2 separate regions of the Homo sapiens genome follow, and region 2 is linked to region 1. Evidence: chromatin contacts called from ENCODE Hi-C data. All regions are on one chromosome and are shown on one strand. Each heading gives the region's core, a stretch centred on a gene start or an enhancer-like site at or near the end of the contact. The rest is flanking DNA. Distances are from core to core; before and after follow the strand shown.

Region 1 (5,100 bases), core at 42-2,541:
ATGGTCTCAATCTCCTGACCTCGTGATCTGCCTGCCTCAGCCTCCCAAAATGCTGGGATTACAGGCGTGAGCCACCGTGCCCAGCCTCCTTGTAGAGATCTTCCATCTCCTTTGTAAGTTGTATTCCTAAGTATTTTATTTATTTATTTATTTTGTAACTGTTATAAAAGGGGTTGAGTTCTTGATTTGATTCTCAACTTGGTCGCTGTTGGTTTATAACAGTGCTACTGATTTGTGTACATTGATTTTGTATCCTGAAACTTTACTGAATTCATTTATCAGATCTAGAAGCTTTTTGGATGAGTCTTTAGGATTTTCTAGGTATATGATCATATCATCAGTGAGCAGCAACTGTTTGACGTCCTCTTTACTGATTTGCATGTCCTTTATTTCTTTCTCTTGTCTGATTGCTCTGGCTAGGACTTCCAGTACTATGTTGAATAGAAGTAGTGAAAGTGGACATCCTTGTCCTTTTCCAGTTCTCAGGAGGAATGCTTTCAACTTTTCCCCATTCAGTATAATGTTGGCTGTGGGTTTTACATAGATGGCTTTTAGTATTTTGAGGTATGTCCCTTCTATGCCAATTTTGCCTCAAGTTTTAATCCTAAAGGGATGCTGGATTTTGTCAAATGTTTTTTCCGTGTCCATGACCTTAATTCTTAACCCTGGCTGCTCTTTAGAATCCTCCAGGATTAAGCTTTAAACAAATAGTGATGCCTGGGCCCTACTCCACATGAACTAAATCAGAATCTCTGTGGTGGGGGCGTGGACTCCTGCTTATTTTAACAGCTTCCAGGGTGACTCTAGTGTGCAGCCAGCCAGAGCACCACTACTCTGTGACATATGAGAAGCTGTTGAGTCACCTGCTATTGTTGACATTACAAGCAGTTCATGTTCTCTTCCAGACACTTGGAGGTCTTTAGGAGAAGTGAATGCTTGGCACTGTTCTTTCATCTCTTGTTTCCACTTCTTGAACCACCATCATTAAGAATTACTGCTTTATTCATGATAGCAGTAAAATACAAATAATTTTGCCACCTGCTTTCTTGCCATAATTATGAAGCAGCATATTTCATATTTCTTAGAGCAAAATCCAGAAAGTTATATAACTTACAAATTTGTTAGTTAAAATTTACCTCCCTTGGGAGGCAAGGGGATAGCATTTGTGGAATTTTGTGATCTGTTGCTTGGCAACTATATCTAAGACAGTTAAGCTTCTGCACTCTGTGAACTGTTGAGTCACAAAGTTTGGTGAGCCCAGTCAATTGCTTCCTGCTACTAGAAGGAAATTAATTCTTCATTATGCAGAGGACTTGACAAGTTGTTTTCCAGAGAGGCCGTTCGTAGTTATGTCACACTACTTCTACTTGACTCCACAAATTCTTCTGCCCTTTAGCCCTCTTACTTCTCAAGAGTTTGATCTGATCAGACGCAAGGCTGGAGCATCTTGGCAGGATGAAACACGATGGTCAGATTCTTCCGTGACAACATACACAGGCAGTTACCGGAAAAAACAACTGGACAAGTCCATGTGCAGCCAATTTTCTTTTAGAGCAGGACAGCATGAGCCTGAGTGTAAACAGTAAGATTTCTTTGTAATTTGCACCTGGATATATCACTATAAATAGACAAGAGTGCTCTTAGAAGAAAGAGGTATTGTAGACCCTGAGAGACTTCATAGACTTTAACCCTCTGTATTTTCTTTTGTAAATGTCAGCAGGAAGAAGAGCTAAATGTCAGTGACCAGCTGAAATTATGATCCTATTCTCTATTTAGTATTCCTAAAATTACATATAACTACCTAGTCCTGAAAGGATATGGATATGAATATTTGACTAAATTTTGGGTATTTGGGGTTCTCTTTTCAGCAAAAAGGTGCTCCTGAGAATTTCATTTTGTTTCTTGTTTGGTTTTCTGGCTTTCAGGAGCTTAAAACTTCCTTCAGAGGAGGAAGAAATTCATGAAATCCTTCCCTACTCCCTACCTGTGGTTATTGCATTTTCTGAGTGTTTTCTGTAAGCCAGGCCCTGTGATAAGCCCATAATCAAAAAAATTAACTTCAGTTTATAAAGTGACTGGAACTAGGGAAATAAGTAATCAGCACAAAGTAAGGAGATTTTGTGGGTGTCTGGTGAGGGAGGGAGTGTTGTGTGTCTGAAGAGAGCTCAGTAAAATAGGTTTCCTCCAAGCTGGTTTGAAAGGCAGGCGAGGTGGGGAATGGAAAAGCACACTGCATGGAGAAAGAACCATTTAGCCCCAAGCACTGTCAAGGAGCTGCAAGGAGCTAAGTACATTTGAGAAAGTATAAGTGGGGATGTGGAAAAATGTCAGGACTTGTTATGAAATCTATCCATCTGTATATATTAATTGGTAAATATTTTATCCAAATTCTTGGAACATATTTGATAATCAGTTGAATTATTAACCTCAACTTCAGATAAGAGCAATAACCCACATAATACCCTGATAAATATTAGTTATATTTCCATCCAGACCTTTCCAAATCATCAAAACAAGTACTTAAAGATAAAATGTCTCAGAAGTACTTCTCAATTGGGTGCCTTATCTGGTTTAGTCCAACAAAGTATAATTTCTGCATTTTTAAAATAACTCTCAAGTATATTGACACTTAATTAGCTTTGGACATCCCTTTGCTACTTTTTCTGTGATACTTGAGGTTCATCTTGGCCAGGTAGTGAAGTTGTCTTAGTCCATTTTCTGCTTCTATAACACAATACCACAGACTGGGTAACTTATAAATAATAGAAGTTTATTTGGCTCAGGGTTATTGGAGAATGAGTAGTCCAAGAACATGGTGCCAGCATCTGGTGAGGCTCATCTTATTGCAGAGGGTGAAAGGTGGAAGAGAGCACTTATGATAGAGAGAGATACCAGAAACTGAACTTGCTTTATAAACAGCCTCCTCTTGAGATAACTAACCTGCTCATATGATTAATCTATTTGTGGAGGTTCCACACTTATGACCTAGTCACCTCTTATTAGTCCTTACCTCCCAAAACTATTGCATTGGGGATTAAATTTCTAACACATGAACTTTTGAGTGACACACTCAAACCATAACAGGAGTCTTTAAGCACTGCTGAGGTCCTGTCTGAAAATAGTGTTTGAAAGAAAGATGGTATCCAAACAGATCCATTTACCAGAGTAGGAAAAAAGGTACTATATTTAATAACTCTGAAAAAAATGCAGGAATAGGACATCTGGTGAAAATGTATAGGACCTGGAATTTTTTCCTATTCAGAGAGTGATCATTATGTGAATCATTCCAACCAAGGCGGCCTGTGACATTGCAAAACACAAAAGAGCATGAGCTTGTGAGGTTCATCTGTTTTTGGAACCTCAGAAATGTAAATATATTCTTTGCACAATTATTTCTTATTCTATTAGAAGCTAAGAAGAAGCAAGTGTTATAAATGAAGATGAAGCACAAATTGAGCTCATTTTGAAAGTACTGATTATATTCTAAATTTGCTTTGTTTTTAATCTTTTTCATGGCTAATTTTAGCCCCAAGGACAAATGTCTTTTTAAGTTCTGAGCAAAAGCTATTTGATTAAAATTCCATAAGGCTATAGAGAGACATTTTACATTGCTATAAAGTCAGAATGGTCCAAGGAGAATTACTGGGACAAAACATAAAATGACTGATCATTTAAAGTGGGTTAAGTCAGGAAAGTACTAAAATACACAAAACATTATACATTACACTTTTTATTCATCTTATTTATTTACCACATACATTGAATATTCATATTGTGTGAGATAGAAGAAACTTGGTAAAAGTCTTGATCATTTGGTTCTGAACCAGTTTTAACCGCAGATATGTAAATTTATAAACGTAATCAAAAGGATTCCGAATTTGGAGAATGAAATTAGTGTGATACAGACCTTAAGCTATTATGAAATATTGGTGTCAATCCCAGTTGTCTGCCATGGTTAAAATAAGGGAAGGGTCACATTTTGGAATTCCTAAGACAGGAACGTGGCTCAAGTATAAATTATTAAGTCTTGATTCTTTCTGTATTCAAGACAAGGAATGAAATGGCATACAAATTGGGAACAAATAAAACTGTCTTTGTTTGCAGATGACATTATCATCTACATAGAAAATCTGAAAGAATCAGCAAAAATAAAAAAATTTTAAAAAAAAATCCCGGAACTAATAAGCTATTATAGCAAGATTGCAGAATACAAGGTTAATATACAAAAATCAATTATTTTCCTATATATGAGCAATAAGCAAGTGGAATTTTAAATAAAAAACATAATACCATATACACTAGCATCTCCCAAAATTAAACACTTAGGTATAAATCTAACAAAATATGTACAAGGTCTATATAAGGAAAACTAAAAAATTCTGATGAAAGAAATCAAAAAAGAACTAATCAAATGGAGAGATTTTTCCATGTCCATGGATAGGAAGACTGAACATTATCAAGATGTCAGCCCTTCCCAAATTTGTCTATAGATTAAATGCAGTTGCAATCAAAATCCAACAGGTTAGTTTCTGAATATCAACAAACTAATTCTAAAGTTTATATGGAGAGGCAAAAGACCAAGAATAACCAACACGATATTGAAGAAGAACATAGAGTTGGAGGACTGACACTACCCAACTTTAATGCTCACTATAAAGCCAAAGTAATCAAGATAGTGTAGTATTGGTGAGAGAACAGATCAATGAAGTAGAATAGAGAGCCCAGAAATAGGTACACATAAATATAGTCGACTGGTCTTTGACAAAGAAGCAAAGGCAATACAATGGAGCAAATATTGTTCTTTTCAACAAATGGTGCTGGAACAACTAGACATCCACATGCCAAAAAATTAACTAAGACACAGACCTTATACCATTCACAAAAATTAACTCAAAATGGATCATAGACCTAAATGTAAAATGCAAAACTATAAAACTCCTAGAAGATAACAGGAGAAACCTTAAATGACTTTGGGTATGGCAATGGCAATGATATTTTAGATACAACACCAAAGGTATGATCCATCAAAGAAATAATGGATAAGCTGAATTTCATTAAAATTAAAAATATCTGTTCTGAGTAAGACAACGTCAAGAGAAT
Region 2 (5,331 bases), core at 987-3,486, 130 kb after region 1:
CTGGGTCTGTTGCCCAGGCTGGAGTGCAATGGTGCTATCTGGGCTCACTGCAACCTCTGCCTCCTGGGCTCAAACCATCCTCCCATCTCAGCCTCCCAAGTAACTGGGATCACAGGCACACTCCACCACGCCCAGCTACTTTTTTTTTGTATTTTTGGTAAAGATGGGGTTTCGCCATGTTGCCCAGGCTGGTCTCGAACTCCTGAGCTCAAGCAATACTCCTGCCTTGGCCTCCCAAAGTGCTGGGATTACAGGTGTGAGACATTGTGCTGGGCCATGAATGAATGAACTTTCTTTTCACCCCAGTGATATGCACACCTCACAATCTTCTCATACTGCTCATCAAATATTTAATGATACTCAGATCTTTTTTTTAATTTAATCCTCATTCTGCAACATCTCTGTATTCTTCGACACTGGCAGAGAAGAATGAAAATAATCTAAGGGGAAAGTTAAGGACAGGTTTGTCAGGAGCCACTGATATCCTTTTTCTAACTGAACTCCTTTGTTAGGAAATTAAACAGATATAACAGAAATTAGAATGCTTATTATACATTTTGATATAACGACTGAAAATACCCTCCCACGGCAGCTATTATTTTATTAATTATACCTAAGTCACTGATACTTATGAGACCAATGATGCAATGAGACAGTACAACAGACTGTCCCATTGAACACTCTATTTTCAACAACCAAGATAGAGAAAATGGCGTGCAGTTCTTCTATCACACCTGGTGCCCTAAGATTAATTTAATTCATGAATCTCCCTTGCAAGGTTAAAAATAAGTAACCACCCTCAAACTTCAATCATTCCTTGAGTAAGCTTCGTGAACCTCCAAATGGAAATGACTGTGATCATAGTCGTATTTCATACAAGGATTTCACATCTTTATTAATAACTTACAGGATGTGTAACTTTAACGTTTCTGAAATGACTCTGCCAAAATTTGTTGGAATTTCACCTTCTGGGGAGTCTTTTCCTGACCACTGTTGTTTACACAAGATTGTTGTACAAGATGTTTAGCAGTCTCTGACAAAGACCTATCCTGTGTATAACCATAATTATTAAGCTTACGGCCTATTAACTCAGAGCACCATGAATCTTACCTTTGTTCCTTAACATCTTACTCCCTCTAAACATTTAATTTTTCTTTATAGAAGTGTTTCATGCTCATTATAGAAAACTAGAAGAAGAGAGACAAGGTGGTGGTAGGGGGAAACAAAACTAAAACCCTCAATCAGAGTTCCCATCATCACCCAAAGATAACTTTCATTTTTCTTTTTCATGTCCCAGTGCTTTTTTTTTTTGAGACATAGTCTCGCTCTGTCGCCCAGGCTGGAGTGCAGTGGCGCCATCTCAGCTCACTGCAACCAACGCCTCCTGGGTTCAAGCAGTTCTCTGCCTCAGCCTCCCAAATAGCTGGGATTACAGGCGCCCACCACCACGCCCAGCTAATTTTTGTATTTTTAGTAGAGATGGGGTTTCACCATCTTGGCCAGGCTGGTCTTGAACTCCTGACCTCGTGATTCGCCCGCCTTGGCCTCCCAAAGTGCTGGGATTACAGGCGTGAGCCACTGTGCCAGGCTGCTTTAAAAAAAAAAAACAAAAAACAAAAACAAAAAAAAAACAAAAAACAAAAAACATTAATTACTATGAAAGGCATGGCAAGTCTTAGTATGACACCAGTGATGATATTTTTAAAATAACACATTTTCGAGTGATAAAAGTAACAGTTGGGAGATAGACCAGAGTGCTTTAAAAATTAACATTTTCATAAAAATGAAAAACAATTTGACCAAAAATTGTGTCAGAAATAACTTTCACATACCGAAAGCTTGCCTACATGTTAAAAGCATTTGCAAGAGTACACATTTTTTTTTTTTTCCTGAGTAAACTTTCCCCTTGTTTTTCTGTGGGTGCAAGTGACTATACAGTACATAGAAAATTAGTGAGCAAAAAAAAAATAATTAGGATGAGTCACCTTACCTTTTAAGTCATCTTGCCACAAAATGGTTACCTACAATCCACATAACCAATTAATTCCTGCCTCCATACTCTAACAAAGACAGCCAGAATTTGGATCTAATCTTTTTTTATAAATCATTCTACCTCCAGGCTATCCCACTCCCTCATTATCCTGTTTCCTGGCCTCTTTCCCATTCCTATAATACAGCTGATTTCCCTGATAACCTCAGCACAGGCCCCTTTCCCAGGACCCTCCCCCATCATGAATCTTTCAAGCCTAATTCCATTGAAGTTAAAAAAGAAGCAACTCATTTGAGTGACTCATTCCTAGATACTTAGGGCGGAGAAACTAGATTCTGCAGCTGGATGAGTCATTTTGACTGGAAAGCCCCGATAGGAAAGAGGTTCTGTAGAGTGCATACAACAGAGGATGGGGAAATTATGAAGGTAGTAGGTACAGATAAACGCAGAACATTCAAATAGTGTTCCTTAGTCTGAAGCACTTTGATACCTTAAAGAGGAGTTCTACTTTGCAAATACCACTTTACAAGATTTTTTCCCAACATTTTCATTGAAAATATCTCCATTTACTTTAGCTGCTTTTAGGTCTACCATTTTTCTGGAGTCACAGTTATGTATTTGCTTGTTTTTTAATTTTATTTTTTAGAGGCAGTGTCTCTCTGACACCAAGGCTGGAGTGCAGTGGCTTGATCTTATTAATAGCTCACTGCAGCCTTGAACTCCTGGCCTCAAGCAATCCTCCTGCTTCAGCCTCCCAAGTAGCTGGGACTACAGGTATACACGACCATACATGGCTAATTTTTAAATTTTTTGCAGAGGCGGGGTCTTGCTACATTGCCCAGGCTGGTCTTGAACTCCTGGCCTCAAACAATCCTCCTGCCTTGGCTTCCCAAAGCATTGGGATTACAAGTGTGAGCCACTGTGCCCAGCCTAGCGTCATATTTAAATGTGGTTCTGCCAAAGTGGATTTTGTCCAAAGCTCCAGGAATATCCTCATGATAGAAACTTCCAGAGAGAGTTGGTGTCAAGCATTCAGTATGAGAATAGTATGAAAAGATATTTTCTCCTTTGTTCAAAATGAAACTAACTTATTGGTGTTTTCTGATTGAAACCACCTTTGCAAAGATGATGACAGTGAGAGAAGTCCAGCATGGCTGACTCCATTCTTGCTTCTGGCCTCACAGACTGGCTGCCTTTGCTTTTTCCTGGGCCTAGGGCAGGCTAACCATGGGGAGAATTTAGTTTATAATTTAACTTTGAAACAATGATGATAATAGTCCCTCCCTAAAACTAATGCCCTTCTGGCTCACAGACTGAAAACTAATAAAAGTCCACAAGACTAGGATTATGAGAAGGGTCTGAATTCTAAAATGAAGGTGTAGTTTCTATAATCCCTTACTGCTCAGGAGTCACGTGGCCAGAGGTCACAAGATGTGTCTTCCCCAGTTGCTTCTATAGATAACATCACTATTGTAGCATCTAAGATTGGTCTTTTGAGATGTTTTTCAGACAGCATTCTGGCAACTGACTGACCCCACCCAGACCCATGACTCAACCAGTCCTGTGGCCCCCATCCAGAGGTGGACTCAGCACATGAGGACCATTTTCTATACCCCTATGATTTCATCTCCAACCAATCAGCAGCACCCATTCCCTAGCCCCCTGCCCACCAAATTATCCATAAAAAACCTGGGCTCTGAGTTCCTGGGGAGACTCATCTGAGTGATAACTCCAGTCCTCCTGCTAGGCTGCCCTGCATTAATTAAACTCTTTACTGCAATAACAGGGTCTCAGTGAATTGGTTTTGTCTGTGCAGCAGGCAGGAAGGACCCATCAGGCAATTACATGATTATGAAAGTAACATATACTTCTTATAAAAATGGAAATTCATAAAATATAAGTATAAATTACTTGACATGCCAACTAAACTGAGGAAAAGCTAACATTTCTAGATTTATTCTTTCTGCTCTTTTTTTCCTGCATGCCCACCGTTTTACAAATCATGGAATCATACCATTCATGTGGATTTGTAACCTGCTTTATAGTTTCACAAACTGTATGAAAAACTCATTTAACTCTGGCTTCTGGTTAGGGGAGCTTACTGAAGGAAGACGGCTAGGAATTATTGCTTTATATTTTTAGCAGTTTACTTGATCTAGAGATTATTCATTATGGCTCCAAATTATTATATGAGTAAAGGCCAATTCTAAAAAAAAAAAGTGACTTGAACACAATGGTTTCCCACTTTACTTTTTTAACTTTTAGAAATTATAAGTGTAATGTAAATTGATGAAAAAAATAGAACAAAGGATATAAACTCAAAAATAAAAGAATGCCTCTCACTACTGTCCCCTTCTCCCAATCCCTGTCCTTTCCACTTGTCAGTGGTAATCACCAGTCACAGTTTAAGAAATTATCCATGCATATACAAGCTATTATGTACACATAAATGTACTGCCTCTTTTTTAAAACATAATGGGATCATGTCACGCATGTTGTCAGCAGCCAGTGTTTCCTTTTTTTATCTAACAATATGTCTTGGGCATTTTTTCAAAGAGATTCCTACAGATCTCCTTCATTCTTTTTTAATGGCTGTGGAGTTTCCCACTGAATATTCATGGTTTATTGAAAATGGTTTCCTACCTATGTGCATTTAGTTTGTTTTCAGGTCTTTATGCTGCAAAGTGTATTTTTGTCCATATCCCTTAAAGTTACTTGTTCAAGTCTATTTGTAGATTAAATTCCTAGAACGAGACATTGACGTCCAGCTCACAAACTAACATGGAGTGTTATACTTCTCTGCAACCAAGAGAACTCATTTCGCTTTTTTTTTTTTTTTTGAGTCAGGGTTTCACTCTGTTGCCCAGGCTGGAGTGCAGTGGCACAATCCTGGCTCACTGCAACCTCCGCCTCCTGGGTTCAAGTGATTCTCGTACCTCAGCCTCCTGAGTAGCTGGGATTACAGGCATGCACCACCATGCCTGGCTAATTTTTGTTTGTTTGTTTTGTAGAGACGGGGTTTCACCATGTTGGTCAGGCTAGTCTCAAACTCCTGGCCTCAAATGTTTGGCCTGCCTCGCCTCCCAAAGTGCCAGGATTATACGTGAGCCACTGCGCCTGGCCCCTCATTTCTGGTTTATATTTTTAATAGAGTATTTCATGTAAGTATTACATTATGTAAGCCTCACCATGGCTCACAGTAGACACAGAGAAGGAGATTGGGAGATGGAATGCAAAAGCACTTGAGAGTGTAGGAAGCTAAGGACAGAAATGGCTATGTACATGTGGTGATTTCCAAATGTAAGGTCTGTCTCTGTTGTTTCTCGTAGGGGTGAGGAGGT

The links. Hi-C counts contacts between places; a loop is a spot of excess contacts on that map. Pooled maps may share reads with other maps.
Region 2: a loop to region 1 is called in a map of PC-9, with 6 times the contacts of the local background. The contact joins the enhancer-like site here to the promoter of C4orf51 in region 1. A Hi-C loop is called at or near these places in 3 of 168 maps with a recorded cell type or tissue (Calu3, PC-9 and gastrocnemius medialis) and 4 of 50 pooled maps.

What each region holds. Positions count from the first base shown.
Region 1 is chr4:145,678,855-145,683,954 of GRCh38, forward strand. C4orf51 (chromosome 4 open reading frame 51) reads left to right here and starts at 1,292. Exons shown (of 6, transcript NM_001080531.3): 1 at 1,292-1,582. The coding sequence starts at 1,350.
Region 2 is chr4:145,806,180-145,811,510 of GRCh38, forward strand. The region is part of intron 8 of ZNF827 (zinc finger protein 827); the gene reads right to left. Among named protein-coding and RNA genes, the nearest start is that of C4orf51, 130 kb to the left of the region's middle. RefSeq lists enhancers at 1,158-1,377, 1,805-3,004, 2,234-2,423. Within about 2 kb of position 2,237, at least 10 of the 41 ENCODE cell types and tissues checked have a DNase peak (open chromatin) inside an H3K27ac peak, as active enhancers do; they include PC-9, where a contact is called at or near this core.